3 separate regions of the Homo sapiens genome follow, and regions 1 and 2 are each linked to region 3. Evidence: chromatin loops called from intact Hi-C (ENCODE). Cell type or tissue: Caco-2. All regions are shown on one strand. Region 1 holds the start of MIR4423 (microRNA 4423). Region 2 has its middle 14 kb from the start of MIR4423. Region 3 holds the start of LOC105378821 (a long non-coding RNA gene).

Evidence for each region. Peaks named below come from ENCODE experiments on the same cell type or tissue, not always from the same donor. Only the 100,000 strongest peaks of a DNase experiment are listed, where the experiment ranks them.
Region 1: it touches region 3 in a loop (2.6-fold over the local background); 6 of 110 quality-filtered maps call a loop at or near these places.
Region 2: a loop joins it to region 3, with 4 times the contacts of the local background. A loop is called at or near these places in 5 of 110 quality-filtered maps.

The regions. Positions count from the first base shown.
Region 1 is chr1:85,132,623-85,137,622 of GRCh38, reverse strand. It overlaps DNAI3 (dynein axonemal intermediate chain 3), which reads right to left. Exons shown (of 23, transcript NM_145172.5): 23 at 4,485-4,768. The coding sequence ends at 4,625. It overlaps MIR4423 (microRNA 4423), which reads right to left and starts at 3,829; the gene lies at 3,750-3,829. In Caco-2, no CTCF peak of the experiment used is centred here; a DNase peak (open chromatin) is centred at 2,302.
Region 2 is chr1:85,145,039-85,150,038 of GRCh38, reverse strand. No RefSeq gene overlaps it. Among named protein-coding and RNA genes, the nearest start is that of MIR4423, 14 kb to the right of the region's middle. RefSeq lists an enhancer at 1,084-1,213. In Caco-2, a CTCF peak has its summit at 2,722; no DNase peak of the experiment used is centred here.
Region 3 is chr1:85,222,507-85,227,506 of GRCh38, reverse strand. LOC105378821 (a long non-coding RNA gene) reads right to left here and starts at 1,928. Exons shown (of 3, transcript XR_947548.3): 1 at 1,839-1,928. RefSeq lists a silencer at 2,223-2,383. In Caco-2, no CTCF peak of the experiment used is centred here; a DNase peak (open chromatin) is centred at 2,266.

The DNA.
Region 1 (5,000 bases), 90 kb after region 3:
GCGGATAAAAAGCAATTTGTAAAGCTGAATGATCATTAAATTTAATTGAAATTAATCAAATATTAGAATGATCAATTTTCTGAGTAGCATTATCAGTTCTGCAAAAAGGAAAGCTGTTCAAATTTATTTAAATTTTATGTTAAATAGTATGTCCAACACTTGTGGTCTCATATTAAGATGATCAAAGGCTAATATTAAACCAGGCATGGACAGTCACTGCTTAAGTTGCATTTGAGTCTGGGAAACATTCCTGTTATTATTAGTGGCAACAAAAAGTTAAAATCAGAGATTACTACATAGAACAAAGAGGAAACACTACGTTTCTCTGGTGTGTGTGTGTGTGTGTGTCTGTGTGTGCACATACACCTGTGACCAAGCAAGAACAGGCAACAACATTCATTAAGCGCCAACTATATTCCAGGTGCTTTATATACATTGTCTTTGTATGGGGTAGGCTAGGTATTATTATTATCCCCATTTACAGACAAGGCATCTAAGACTTAGGGGATAGTGCAGTTTGCCCAAGGTGATGAAGATGGGATTTGGACTCAGGTCTGCCAGGACCTAAAGACCCCTGTCTTTTCACTACACTGTAGACCAGACCAAATGACTTAAGGTCAGAAGATCAGATCGACTCACAATGGGTGGTAGGGGAAAGGGTTGGAGCTGTGGGGATTGGAAGGAGGCATACCAGTTAATTCTATTTGCATTCACACCTGATATTCCTACATCTTCAGTACAGGTGGTTAGCATCCTCGCTTGAGGCTCAGCTGTGTTCTTTACTGGGATTCAGCATGCCTGGCCTTGTCTGCCAAATGGAAGTTCTGGGCCAAACAAAAGGACCTTAGCTTAAGGGGTTGAAGAGCCTCAGAGAAAACTCATCCCAGAGAAGGAAGAGACATCACTATGAGTTTGTCTGTTTCAAAGTCTTAGTGTCCAAGAGAGGTATCATGAATAATTAAACCACGCTGAGTGGTCTGAGATGAATCGTATCATCTTCTGTCCTTTCCTCTTTTCTTCCATAGGTACCAGACCTGCATGAGCTCTGAAGGCTCTGCCTTGCTTCTTGCACCTCTGCTACTGCCTTGGTGTTTGCTTCTCGCTGAACTTGAACTAACCCAGAAGCATTGTCCCAGCACCTTCCCCCACGTTACAGGCCATTAGGCAGCTCTAGCATTTTGAGAGAAGGGATCCCTGAGTGCCTGGTGGTTGTGGGCTTGAACATATGTGACTCCATCTTCATCCCAGTGGCCACTGGACACACTTGGGGGCACTCTGCAGAAGGCTAGCATACCTGAGAAGCAAGTGGGCCAAGGTCCCATGAAACCTGGGCTATGGCTGCTTATGTGTCCTCTCGGTGGCCACAGGTGATGAGACTCAGGAAAACTGAGGTTATAAACACACAATGAAAACACCACACCAGGTCTGGGAGCAGTAGCTCATGCCTGTAATCCCAGCACTTTGGGAAGCCGAGGCAGGTGGATCACTTGAGGTCAGGAGTTCAAGATCTGCCTGGCCAACATGTGAAACCCTGTCTCTGCTAAAAATACAAAAATTAGCTGGGAATAGTGGCACATGCCTGTAATACCAGCTACTCAGGAGGCTGAGGCAGGGGAATCACTTGAACCTGGGAGGTAGAGGTTGCAGTGAGCCAACAACGAGCCACTGCACTCCAGCCTGGGCAACAGAGTGAGACTCTATCTCAAAAAAAAAAAAAAAAAAGAAAAAAGAAAAAGAATAAAGACAAAAATCACACTGAACTAATAATAACTGCTATCATAACCATAAGGAGCCCCATGTTTAGTTTCTATAGCAAGAATGTTACAACCATTTTGTATTTGTAAATCAGGCAAAACATATTTACTGCTTGCCGTATGCTAGCCACTATACTAAGCTTTATATTTGCTAACCCTAAGGCAGACACTTATTCAATATCCATTACTCCAGTCCTTTATGCTAACAACACCCTGCTTTTATTTGAGACAACAATGTGCTCAGCCTCCAGTCATGGTTTATGACACTCAGTTATGACACACCTGTTCTCTGTAGTCCCAGCTTCTTTTCATTGAAGAGAGGGAGACTGGGTTATGGAACACACTTCTAGAAGACTACAGGTGAAACCCCTCACCTCTTTCAGGCCTTGTTCAAGTGTCACCTTCCCTGACCATCCTGTTTAAAATGGTAGACCCTGGCACATAGAAGGCATTCAATATATTTTTTTAAAGTCAGGTGTGGTGGTATGTGTCTGTAGTCCTAGCTACTCAGGAGCCTGAGGCAAGAGGATTGCTTAAGCCCAACAGCTTGAGGCTGCAGTGAGCTATGATTGCATCACTGCACTCCAGCCTGTGCAACTGAGTGAGGCCCTGTCTTTAAAAACAAACAAACCATTTTTTAGAGTGAACTCGTGAAAATAAAATTAGAAAAATCTCTGGAGAAAGTACTGAACAGCAAGCACAGATGCCCAGGGAGAGGAAGATGCCTGGCATGTTTGGTGAACAGGAGGCCAGCATGACTGGGATGGGTGTGATGGAGGGGAGAGGAAGGAGGGATGGGACCAGGTGACAGTGGAAGGCCTGCCTGTACAAGGGCTTGCAGGGCACAGACAGGCATTGGGAACATACTCTGAGTGATCATACTATGAGGTTGAGGAAGGATTCTGGGCAGAAGGATGACAGCATCTGACAGCATCCATTTAAAACTACCATCTGGCTGTGGCTGAAAGTGACTGAAAATGACAACATAGAAACAGGGAGAACAGGAGGCTGCTGCAAAATCCAAGCTGATGATGATGCAGCTTGGACCATGGTGGTAGCAGTGAGGGAGAAGAGAAGCGATCAGGTTTCACATGCATACTGAACGTGTAGTCAACAGGACTTGCTGACAGATTGGATGTGGATTGTGAAAGAAAGGAGATGAAGGATGACCTTAAGGCTTTTGCCCCAAGCAGCATCATGGCTGGGAGGACTGCTGGAGGAATGGTTTTTGAAGGGAAACATCAAGCACTCAATTTTGGACATGTTTAAGTTTGAGATGCCTATTAAACATCCAAGTGGAGATACAAAAGGTCAAATAGATACACATCTCTTGATTTTAGAGAGAAGGCCAGGTCAGGGACAGAGGTAGTATCTAAAGCCTTGAGAGTGGATGCATGCACCTAGAAAGTGAGTGCAGAAAAAAGAAAGAATAAAAGAAGTTCAAGTGTAAGGATGAGCCCTGGGATATTTCAATCATGATGACAATAATATGTGCCAGGCACAGGCCCCTTATCTGCAGGGGCTCATTTGCCCCTTACATAAATGCTGCAAGTTAAGTTCTCTCAACCTGACTTGATGGAAGGGGAATCTGTTTCACAGAGCTGGGTCATCTGTTCAAGGGCACACAGGTGGTTAAGAGCTAAAATCTATCCGACAAAGTTTTCTTTCCTCTAGCAATCTAACTTATAAACCTTGGTATTATCCTTTGTCTTCCCTTCCCCATCCAACCAGCCTTTGATTTCTATCTTCACATTAAGCTTTAGTACAGGGCATCCTAATCCTTTGCCCTGAACAATTCCTCCTGCCTCCTAATAGGATTTCTTGCCATGAGACTCTCCCCTGCTCTAGTTCATTCCTTGTTTCCTAAAAATAAAGCTGATTGGGTCAACTTCCTGTTTAGACCTTCCATTCATTCCCCATAAATTCTAATCCAGCTCCTTAGCTTGGTAAACAGGAGCCTTCACAATCTGGCTCCAAGCTCTTTTGTGTCTCAGTTTCACATACTGTTGTTGCTTTTTGGTGCCTATGCTAGGCTTAAACAGCATGGGAACAAAAAGGCAACTGCAGTACATGATGTCAGGCACCTGATGGTGTGAGCTGTGTCTTGTTCCACATCTCAGGGGAAAGCTTTCTGCTTGTCACCATGAAGTACCATGTTTGGTGTAGTATTGTTTTACACGCCCTTCATCACATTACAGGAATTCTTTCTGTAGATGCCAAGAATGTATCATTATTATCATGAATTGATGTCAACTTTTATGAAATGTTTTTCTGCATCGACTTGGCATCATAATTTCTCTCTTTTGATTAATCACTGATTTATTTTCTACTCTTAAATTAACCTTATCTTCCTTGGATAAACCCAACTTTGTCTTCATGTGTTAACCTCTTTAAAATATATATATATATATATTTCTGGATTTGATTTGCTAATATTTTGTTTAGCACATGGCCCTACAGTTTGTACAGTGGCCAAGGGGAAGCACTTTTTTTGGAAAGGTGGCCAAAAGCAAGCTGATAAGTAGGAGCAGTTTGATTTCCCCTTCTGCCTGGAATGAGGGCCTCTGTGTGGACAGCAAGGATTGGGATGGAAGGGACATCCAAAGTTCTCTATTATTATAGGAAAATACAAATTTTGTTATTGAAAACATTCATTAAAAAAGAACACTTTCATATTCAGTACAAAATTTGGTACATACATGGTACAAAAACTGAAATAGATCTCATTGCTAAAATTCAAAAGTTTTAATAGCAGGGAAATAAAAGTCTATAAATGAGCCTATATATATATATGTTCAGCATGCCAGTTCACCTGACATAAAAATAAATAGAGGGAAGAAGTCCCCAAAACACCCCTTCAGGAAGCTTTTTTACATCACCTCCATGTATGACCCCTTCTCTGTGACTTTGATTAGGCCAAGGTTGATAAGAACAGTCTTTTCCAGTTCCAGATAACTCTCATAGTCCATTTTTAATTCAGCCTGCATTTGTTCTTTTGACTTCTGATATGTTTTCTGGGGGGGGAAGAAAAACAAGACATCCCTATAAAACACTGATATCTAAAAATACCAAAGGATGAGAAGGGGCTGTTTGTGAATAGTTGACCTGGCTGCTGTTTTCTGGAAAGGGCTGGATGGAGGGCAGGAAGGCAGGAGGGCAGGTGGGCAGGAGGCAGTCAGATGTGCTGGGAAAGGAGGGAGTGGGGGGAAACATGGTCCCCAACCACTGTCTCTCAAAAAAAAGTCC
Region 2 (5,000 bases), 77 kb after region 3:
TCCAATACAGCCAGTTGTTAAAAATAGCCTAGCACTTCCTTGCACACTCTCCCTCCACCACCACCCCTTCCTCGCCACGTGACCTGTGCATACACTGTCTCTCCTTCACCTTCTCCTGTGAATGGAAGCAGCCAGCAGCCCTCACCCAATCTTGAACTTTCTGGCCACCAGAATCATGAGTCAAATAAACCTTTTTCCTTTATAAATTGCTTAGCCTCAGGTTTTCCTTTATAGCAACACAAAGTGGACTAAGACAATCTCCATCTTTTCTATCACAAATGTTGGGACACAAGAAAAGTCAAAGCTGCATTGAAAGTTGAACACACAGATAACACCAGTCTGTTTTCTTTTTAAGGAACAAAAGCACCATGTCTAGGTAAGACACTTGACTAATTCCCACCCGGAGCTGGCGATAGAGAGAGTGAAAGGTCTCCTATAGCAGGGTTGGGGAGGGTCTGTCTGCAGTCTGAGATTGTGTCCCAAATGGGGCCCATTCTTCATGAACCCTGTAGGTTCCACACTGGCAGGAACAGAGCTAAAGCCCAATTCTTACAGCCTGCATTTCTGCCTTGAGGACTTCTCAGTGCTGTTTCCCTGAACACATTTTTTTTTTTTTCATTTTGTTTCCTCTCACACTTTTAACCCTTTCCTACCAGCATATTTTCGCCTGAACTACCAACATAGGGTTGGTAGGAAACCACCAAAAATGTATCTTTCCTTCCTAAGATTAGAACCAGGGCATAGGAGCCAGACATAGAGATCAAAATACCAAATTTACTTTTGACAAAGGTAAGCTGGAGAATATGACTTGGGTCTATGGCCAAGTGGGCTTCTTCATATATCCTCTGTGATCTGATCATCCCCACCTAGTCACTGGTGGAGTTAATGAAAAAAGACCTCTCCTGGCATGGGCAGAGGCTGTCAGCACCATAAAAGTATGTATTACCAACAGGCTGGTGTGTGGTGAGAGAATGCAGAAGGCCCCTAGCCAAGCATGCTCAAGTTCTTCTCAATTCACTACTCAGATGAGTCATTCTTTGTGACTTGGGGAACAGTAAATTAGGGGTTTAAAGAGAAGCTGGAAGTGATTCTCTCATACTCTTTTCTCTTGAGAAGTAGCTAAATCCCCTCCCTTTTATGGAAATGGTAAAAGCACAGGATGTTATCCTCTAAAAATGACCACCTATTGCTTCCTCTTAATAAAGGACCAAATGTCACAAGATAAACTTTGGGACCCTTTTGTAAATGGAGCAGGAAGTGGAAATGCTGAACTGCACATAGGCAGTCAAAAAAAAAAAAAAAAAACCACACACACACATAAAGATTTTCCAGGTAATCACTAGGCAATTGCTGCCATGGGGCACCCAGTTAATTTGCAAAGTGGTCAAAGCAGCATATTCTCACCTCTTTTGGTAAATCCTTTCCCCTCAGGCCCCAGTGGCCATGTGCCACCTCTGGCTGCCTTGGGCCTCAGATATCCCAAGCAGTCTTGCCTTTCCTTCCTGTGCCCAACAGAATCTGTCTCCTCCTTCTCTACCTCCAGGGAAATCTTGCCTTCCATTTGGTTTTACAATCTTGCCTGGAAGAATGTGCTCTCATCACCTGATTCAAATGCTAAAGTGTTAATGATGGATAGGGTTTATTTGTACTTTATTTTAAAATGGGAGCATATTAAACTATGCCTAAGAAAGTACTGGAAGTATTCCTTAGGTTCTGTTGGTTCTTTTTGCTAACTGTGGGGTCCCTCGATGCTCCTGCTACAGTTCCATGTTATGTTCACTTCTGAAAGACTGTTGGCTTTTGTATTAGCCATCTCAACTTCTCAGGTCTACTTTCAGCTTCAGCCAGTAGGGAACAGTACTTAAGCCATTATCAGCCATATCCTTAATGCATTTAAACAGGGCCTAGGTCACAAGGAGGTTGTTGGGCTTCTAACAAATCACCTAGTGGAAATTTTATGAAAGTCAGAATTGCATATGTAAATTTTTAAAATATACATACACATACGAAGGACTAACCAAAACAACTTTGAAAAAGAACAGAGTTGGAGGACCAACATTATCTGATTTTAAGGTGACTTATAAAGTGACAGTAATCAAGATGGTATAGTAATGGCATCAAAATAGACAAATCAATAGAATAAAAGTTCAGAAATAGATTCATACATATACGGACAACTGATTTTTGATGAGACAATTCAGTGAAGAAAGAATAGTCTTTTCAACAAATGGTGCTGCAACAATAAAATATTTGCATGAAAAAAATGCTTTGATCCACATCTCATACCATATGTAAAAGTGAACTCAAAATACATAATAGACCTAAATGTAAAGCCTAAAAGTATAAAACTTCTAGAAGAAAACCTTGGATTATGCACAGATTTCTCAGATTGGTCACCAAAAACATGATACATAAAATTTTTTTTTTTTAATAAACTGAACTTCATCAAATTTACAAACTTCTGCACTTTGAAAGACCCTGTTGAGAGAATAAGAAGATGAACCACATTGGGAGTATATATTTGCATATATCTGATAATGGCTGGCATCTGGGATGTATAAAAAATTCCAAAACCTCAATAATAATTAAAAAAACACTCCCCTTGCTCCCTGCAATGAGCAAAATACATGAACAAACACTTCATGAAAGAGTATATATGAATGGCAAATGAAGACATGAAAATTAACCACTATCATTAGTCATTAGGAAATGCAAATTAAAACCACAAAAAGATACCACCACACAGCAATTAGAATGGCTAAATTTGAAAACAGTGACCCTACTGGCAAGAATGTGGAAGAAATGAGACTCTCATATACTGCAGGTGGGAATGTAAAATGGCACAACCACTTTTATTTAGTATTATCTTTAAAAAGTCAACATATACATACCACAGAATCCAGACATTCCATTCCTAGATATTTATCCAAAAGAAATGAATGCATATGTCTGTAAGGAAAACTTGTACAGAAGTTATCATAGCAGACTAATTTGTAATAGCAAGATACTCATCTGACAAAGGTCTAATATCCAGAATCCACAAGGAATTTAAACAATTTTACAAGAAAAAAAACAACCCCATCGAAAAGTGGGCAAAGGATATGAACAGACACTCCTCAAAAGAAGACATCTATGCAGCCAACAAACATGAAAAAAAGCTCATCATCATCACTGGTCGTCAGAGAAATGCAAATCAAAACCACAATGAGATACCATCTCACACCAGTTAGAATGGCGATCATTAAAAGGTGAGGAAACAACAGATGCTGGAGAGGACGTGGAGAAATAGGAACGCTTTTACACTGTTGGTGGGAATGTAAATTAGTTCAACCACTGTGAAAGACAGTGTAGCAATTCCTCAAGGATCTAGAACCAGAAATACCAGTTGACCCAGCAATTCCATTACTGGGTATATACCCAAAGGATTATAAATCATTCTACTATAAAGACACATGCACATGTATGTTTATTGCAGCACTATTCACAATAGCAGACTTGGAACCAACCCAAATGCCCATAGACTGGGTAAAGAAAATGTGGCACATATACACCATGGAATACTGCGCAGCCATAAAAAAGGAGGGGTTCATGTCTTTGCAAGGACATGAAGCTGGAAACCATCATTCTCAGCAAACTAACACAGGAACAGAAAACCAAACACTGCCTGTTCTCACTCATAAGTAGGAGTTGAACAATGAGAACACATGGACACAGGGAGGGGAGCATTATACACCAGGGCCTGCCAGGGGCCTGGGGGCTAAGGGGACAGATAGCATTAGCAGAAATACCTAACGTAGATGACGGGTTGATGGGTGCAGCAAACCACCAGGACACGCATATACCTATGTAACAAACCTGCATGTTCTGCACATGTATCCCAGAACTTAAAGTATAATAAGAAAAAGAAAAAAAAAGTATATTATCTAGATGCATCTATTTAAATTTAATGGGTATTAAATTTATTAAACATACCTACAAAATCTAAGTAAGACATGAATTTAAAAAAAGAACAGTGCCTCACACTGTAATAGGAAATGACAGCTATTGCTATTAGGAGTACGGCATCTATTAACAGTTTCCAGCAGTAAACACAACCATTATCAAATAATAAAGACCTATTATAAAAATATTCAAGCAACAGAGATCTATTAAAATTTTTATCTTTGCTTCAAAATAATATGGAGTGAGGAGTGTAGGTTAAAGATTAGTCATGTACTGATCTTTATAAACGCTGGGGCTGGTAAAAGTCCCCTCTTTGCCTTGCACACTTGTCCCTTCTCCCATTCCATCCCTCAGAAGTAAACATAATGAACACATTGATGGCTACACTTCCAGACTTTTCTATACATACAGAGAAATGTGAATGTTAGTACAAATACACATACACAGTTTTACACAAGTGGGGTCATATTGGATACATTGTTTTGCAACTTGATTTTTCCCTTGATAATTTGTAAACTTCCTTTCTTGTTGGAATGAAGAATGTTCCTCATCACAGCTGAAGGGTCCTTGTCTGATGAACATATTTTGCCATTTTCCTACCGATGGACATGTAGATCCCTTCCGCACATTACAATTTTGTTCTGGCCAATATTTTCTCTCTCTTTTTTCTATTTCTTTTTTTATCATCTGCTTCATTTTTCATTTATCTATTTTCTCTCTTTAGTACCAGAAGTCAACACTTTTGTCAGCTTCTCGGTTAGCACTCCCCACCCACTGATTCCTTGAATGCTCTGAAGACCAATGAATTCCTTATTCTATGAGCCTGACCTTTATAGGCCAAAAAATAGAGAGAGAAATAACAATGAAAGTGAATTTCTACTACTGTTATGTTTAAGTCACAGTGCAGGCTGCTTTTGCTTTCCTGAGAAAGTATGTCAAGTGTTTTTTAAATTCTTTTTTTTTAAATTCTTTTCTTTAAAACCTTATTTTTTTCTTGTTCTTTCTTTTCTCTTTTTTTTTTTTCCTTGCCAGCAGAAAGTGAAGGAGGCACACTTTCA
Region 3 (5,000 bases):
CAATCTATTCGTAGGAAGAATTTTCCTACTTACGTAAAAGCATTAGTATGAAAAGCTACACACAGAAAGATATTTACTGCATCCTGGTGTGCCACTGGGATAAAAAAAGTTAAAAATTAAGTGTTAGGTAGAAAAACGATTAAATAAATTATGCTTCATGCATACAATAGAAAAATTATGCAGCTATTAAAAAGAATGATTTAGAACTATCCAGGGTTTTTGGAGGGGAATCCATGACAGTTTAGATGAGAGAGGCAAAATGCATAGAATGCCTATTACCCACAGACACACAGGGTATATATGTATCTGATTTCATAAGCATGGGGAAGGAAAAGAACATATGTATACCATATTTTGATATTGATTCCCAAAGATGAAGAAAACAACCAACCAAGCAATATTTTAAAAATTAAGGGCCATAATAAGAATAGCATGCATGTTACTCTCTTTATATAAATGTGTATACGGAGATGTGTGATGTGTGAAAGGACAGGTGCCAAAATGTTAACGTGGTTATCACAGGGTGATGAGGTTTCAGGACATTTTTACTTTCTTTCTGTCTATAACTTGTTTTTGAATTTTTTCAAAATTCATTACTTATATAGTCAGAAAAGCATAAAGCCGTTTTCATTATTGGGGAAATAAATAAGTGAATGAAAATCCTCAATAAACTTCTTGTTAAATTAGATATTAATTTAGGAAGAAACTTGAAATGTCATGAAAATACTTAGGCAATATTGAATCGTCTCTTCCTTTATTTAAACTTGATTTAAAACAATAAAAATATTTAAGTACTTTTAAGTGTTTCTTTCCAGTTTGCTACCTTAGGTAATAAAACGTAGCAAACTTAGTCAGTTACGTCTGACTAAGATTTTGTTATTGAGAGAGAAACTTTTCACTGTGATTCAAAAGAACAAAATTTGTTAAAAGGTTTATTTTCTTTTAATACTTTTTATGAATTCCTTTAATTTTTTTTCTTCAATGGCCCACAACCTCATATTCTGAGACCTGCTATTTCATGGTTTATTCCCTCACTCTGCTTCTTTAAATCTGATTGAACTTTTCGGTTATCAACTATACTATAACAAACTTATTATTAGAGCACTTTGGCTTTCTACAGCCTCAACACAGAATTTATAGTGTTTCTCATTATTTCCTTGTGAGTCCATTCATATGTATGTACAACTTCTTTTAAATAAGTGAAAAGCTGTTTACAAAAGAAAAGCTAAGTCATAACTGTGAAAGGAACTCTACCTGTTACACTATGAAGTGGTATTAAAGGGAAAAGACAGCAGTGAAAGCTCTATCAGCATAAACTGTGACTGATTAGACACGGAGAGATAGGGCACTGTTTCAAACAGCTTCGCCAGACACATAAACACATTTTTCTCTTTTCTGACTCCCCTGGGCTTCTACATTCCAGCCCTCTTGTCATTGTCTACCCACGCAGTCTTTTTCTTCTTTCTCTGACTGAAACATCTTCATGGTCTTTTTGAGTATTGTATTCCAGCAACTTTTCTTTTATTTCACAATGAGAGGTTTATTGGTATCTAGATTTAATAAATATATTCTCTCTTCAGTGACCAGGTTTTTGAAAAGCAAAAAGGATAGACCCAGCAGAATTTCAGGAACATTCCATATTCCCTGAGTGAGACGCCTTAGTACGTAGCCCTGGATCCAGAGTGCTAAACAGCTTCATTCCTCCTCTGGCTAAAAGCCTCACTTTGTTATGGGTTGCAGGTAGGGCACTCATTTGCCCCCTAACCTAGACCAGTTCTGCTTTTCTAGAGGCAATAAAATTCATGATCATGTAAAAAATGAGATCTTGTAATACCTACCCAATAGGGAAATTATGAAACAGCCATGTTTTAATAGCACTTTCCAGCCCACTGCCGAAAGAGCTGTGGAAATCCAATGTTAGTCTTGTTTTTGTGGCTAGTATGACTTATTTTGCTTCAGTGATGCAACAGGTAAGCAAACAATGGTTGCTTATGATCAAGGTAAGATTTGAGATTTACATATGACACCTTTAAAGAAGCAAAGACATCTATCTTTCCTTAACAAAAATCTTACTCAACTGGCTCTCTGTAATGACTGGGTATCAGCACAAATCAGATAATGTGTTTTGATGTTTTAGAAAATTCCAGTTGCTCTTGAGGCTTCATTATTGACAAGGGCTATCAGGCTTTCCAAGAGGGTCTTATCTGCAAGCTGCAGCAGTTACTGCATGAGCTGCCAAACAGGTTCAGTGGGATTACACAGCTGCCTTGGAGCTGGAGGCCAGGCGGGGTGAACTCCCTGCTTTCTCTTTTCAAGGCCTGCAGGCTTTGACCTGTAAATAGGTGCCTAAACAGGGTCTAATCTGTCACACAAATATGCCTTAGCAAAAGTGGTAATGTCCCTTATTACCTGGTTTAGCAACGATTCCAAGACATATATTTAGAGAGGTACTTGTATAAATTGCTATACTTGAAGCTATGCCTGGTGTTTCTATAAAACTCTCTTAAGAGATGATATAATGGTTCACATTTTATTTATAGCAGCCAATGGAAACAAGGCCTTTCCTATAACCCCAGCTCTCAAGAGCAGTTCTAAAATAACAAACCAACATGTGCAATTTGAAGATATGCCCTTTAGGCTGAGCTCAAGTGTTCTGTTCTTAGGGGATTGCACTTTACCCTTTTGAGATGACTTCTCCCCTCTGCCTGCCATGATTTATGATCTTAATGCTTCTATTAAGAAACAGATTTCAATTTTTAGTTTTTTCTTGATAGTTCAGAGAACTATTTTCAATTTGTAAAAGTTAAAAAAAAAACCTCCTTAAAATTGGTGTAATCTTTGACATTCACAGTTGAAAAGTAAATTCCTAGCTAAGATTTGCTGTTTTATTCCTAAAAATTGGGACAGATTGGGTAAAAAAAATGCAAAGAGCTCTTTAAATGTAAGTTGTTTTGAAGGCTGTTTGGCAGGATGCTTGCAGAAAAATGTAATTAGAAGAGAGAGTAGGACTTCCACTCACCAAAGAATGTAAATATTTAAAATATCTCAGGCAGTTAGCACTTAATAATAACAAAAATCCTTATCAGAATAGCATTCTTCTTTTGAAGTGGGGAAGAATAACACCTGGTCATTCTGTTCTACAGTAGCAAGTCAAAGCTTGTTATTGGGAATGATATAGACTATTAAAACACTATCTTCCTTAATGTGCATTTCATTAATTAACTTTTCAATGTTAGTATTCTATAAAGCAAAACGGAAGCTATATATACCAATTATTTAAATCTATTCATAACTACCAGTTATTTAAAGCATATTTAGCATTTAATATATATGGCAAGGTACTCTTTTCTTGAGAGATATACTTTAATAGAACTGGCTCCATGGTGGTAGACAATAGTTAAATAGCCAATGTTAAACAATGACTTATTTTACCTTTTCTTTTTTAGTTAGGACAGTCATTTTGAAGGTATCATTTTGTAGCATATATTCAAGTCTGAAGAACTTTTCAACTTTATTTGCTTCCATAATTAGCTCTGTGATATGAAAGTGACAAGAATTGCCAGGTTTTCCAATTTAAAATATTGCCACAATTTTGATATTAAATGAACAACTTTGAGGCAATTTATTTTGTAACAACCTGAACTAATGTGAGACAGAAATAATACAGGGGTGGCTGCAGGAGAATAGAAAATTCCAGGCAGCAGTTTCACATGACTAGGAAAAGGAAACTGTTGAAATACCCACAGAAGCTAGGGGCTTATAAGATCCCCAAAACCAGGATGTAGATCACGCTGGCTAAGACCCAACTGGACCCAACATGGTGCTAGATTTGATCTAAGTTTCACCTAGGACCTTATTATATACTCATTAACATGCTAAATCACCCATCAGTGCCATGACAGTTCCAGGGACACCCATAGTTAATGGTTGACACAACAGTTCTGAGAAATCTCTACCTTTTTCTAGGAATTTTCATGAATATTCCACCCCTTAGTTAAAGAAAACCCTAAAGGTAGCTACCTCAAACCCCCATGCACGTGACTCTCTCTTATGTACGCCTGCACTCCCTTTTCTTGAGTGTGTATTTTTTGCTTTGCAGTAAATCTTCGTACTTTCACTACTTTCTGATTCATCGTTGAATTCCTTCTTACCATGTTGTCAAGAACCTGGACACTGGCCAGGGTCGAGGTCCCACCAGCATTTCAGGACCTCACCTATCCCGCTAGTATCAAATTGACACTGTTTATTTAACCTAAAACAAATAATTACAAGGTCTATAAATGATACTATATTATTGACACCATGGATTTTGTGGAGTATCTCAGTTTCAGAAATACTTTTTTTGCACAACCTCAGTCTGATTTATATGTCTGTTTTAAGGCCGCTGCCTTTTGCCTCACTCCTTTTCCATTCATTCATTCATTCATTCATTCATTCATTCATTCATCTATCCACCAACTACTATGTGCCAGGCCCTACGTATATGAAGAACAATATTTGAGCTGACACTTGAAGGATAAGTTGGGTTGTACCTGTGCTTGTTTTCTGCCCTCATGGAGTTTACATCCTAGTGGGAGAGACAGACAGTAAATAAGTAAAATATATCAACAAAGAAGATAATTACAGTTTGTGATATATGTTATGACCAGAAACTCTTTGTTACAAGGACATTTAAGCTTAGACCAGAGGGCTGAACAAGAGCCATGAATTATCTGCAAAAAGGAACTATTGTGCAAAGTCCCTGAGCAGGAAATCTTTGGCAGGTTTGGGAAACAAAAAGGTGACCAGCGTAGTGGGAGGGGGAGGGGGAGAGTGGTATGAAGTGAATACTATGATTTGAATATTTGTGTCCACTGCCAACCCACCATATGTTGAAATCCTAACTCCCGAAGTGATGGTATTAAGAGGTGAGACCTTTGAATGGGATTAGTGCCCTTATAAAGGAGGCCCAAGAGAGGTCTCTTGCCCCATCTACCATGTGAGGACACAGTGAGAAGGTG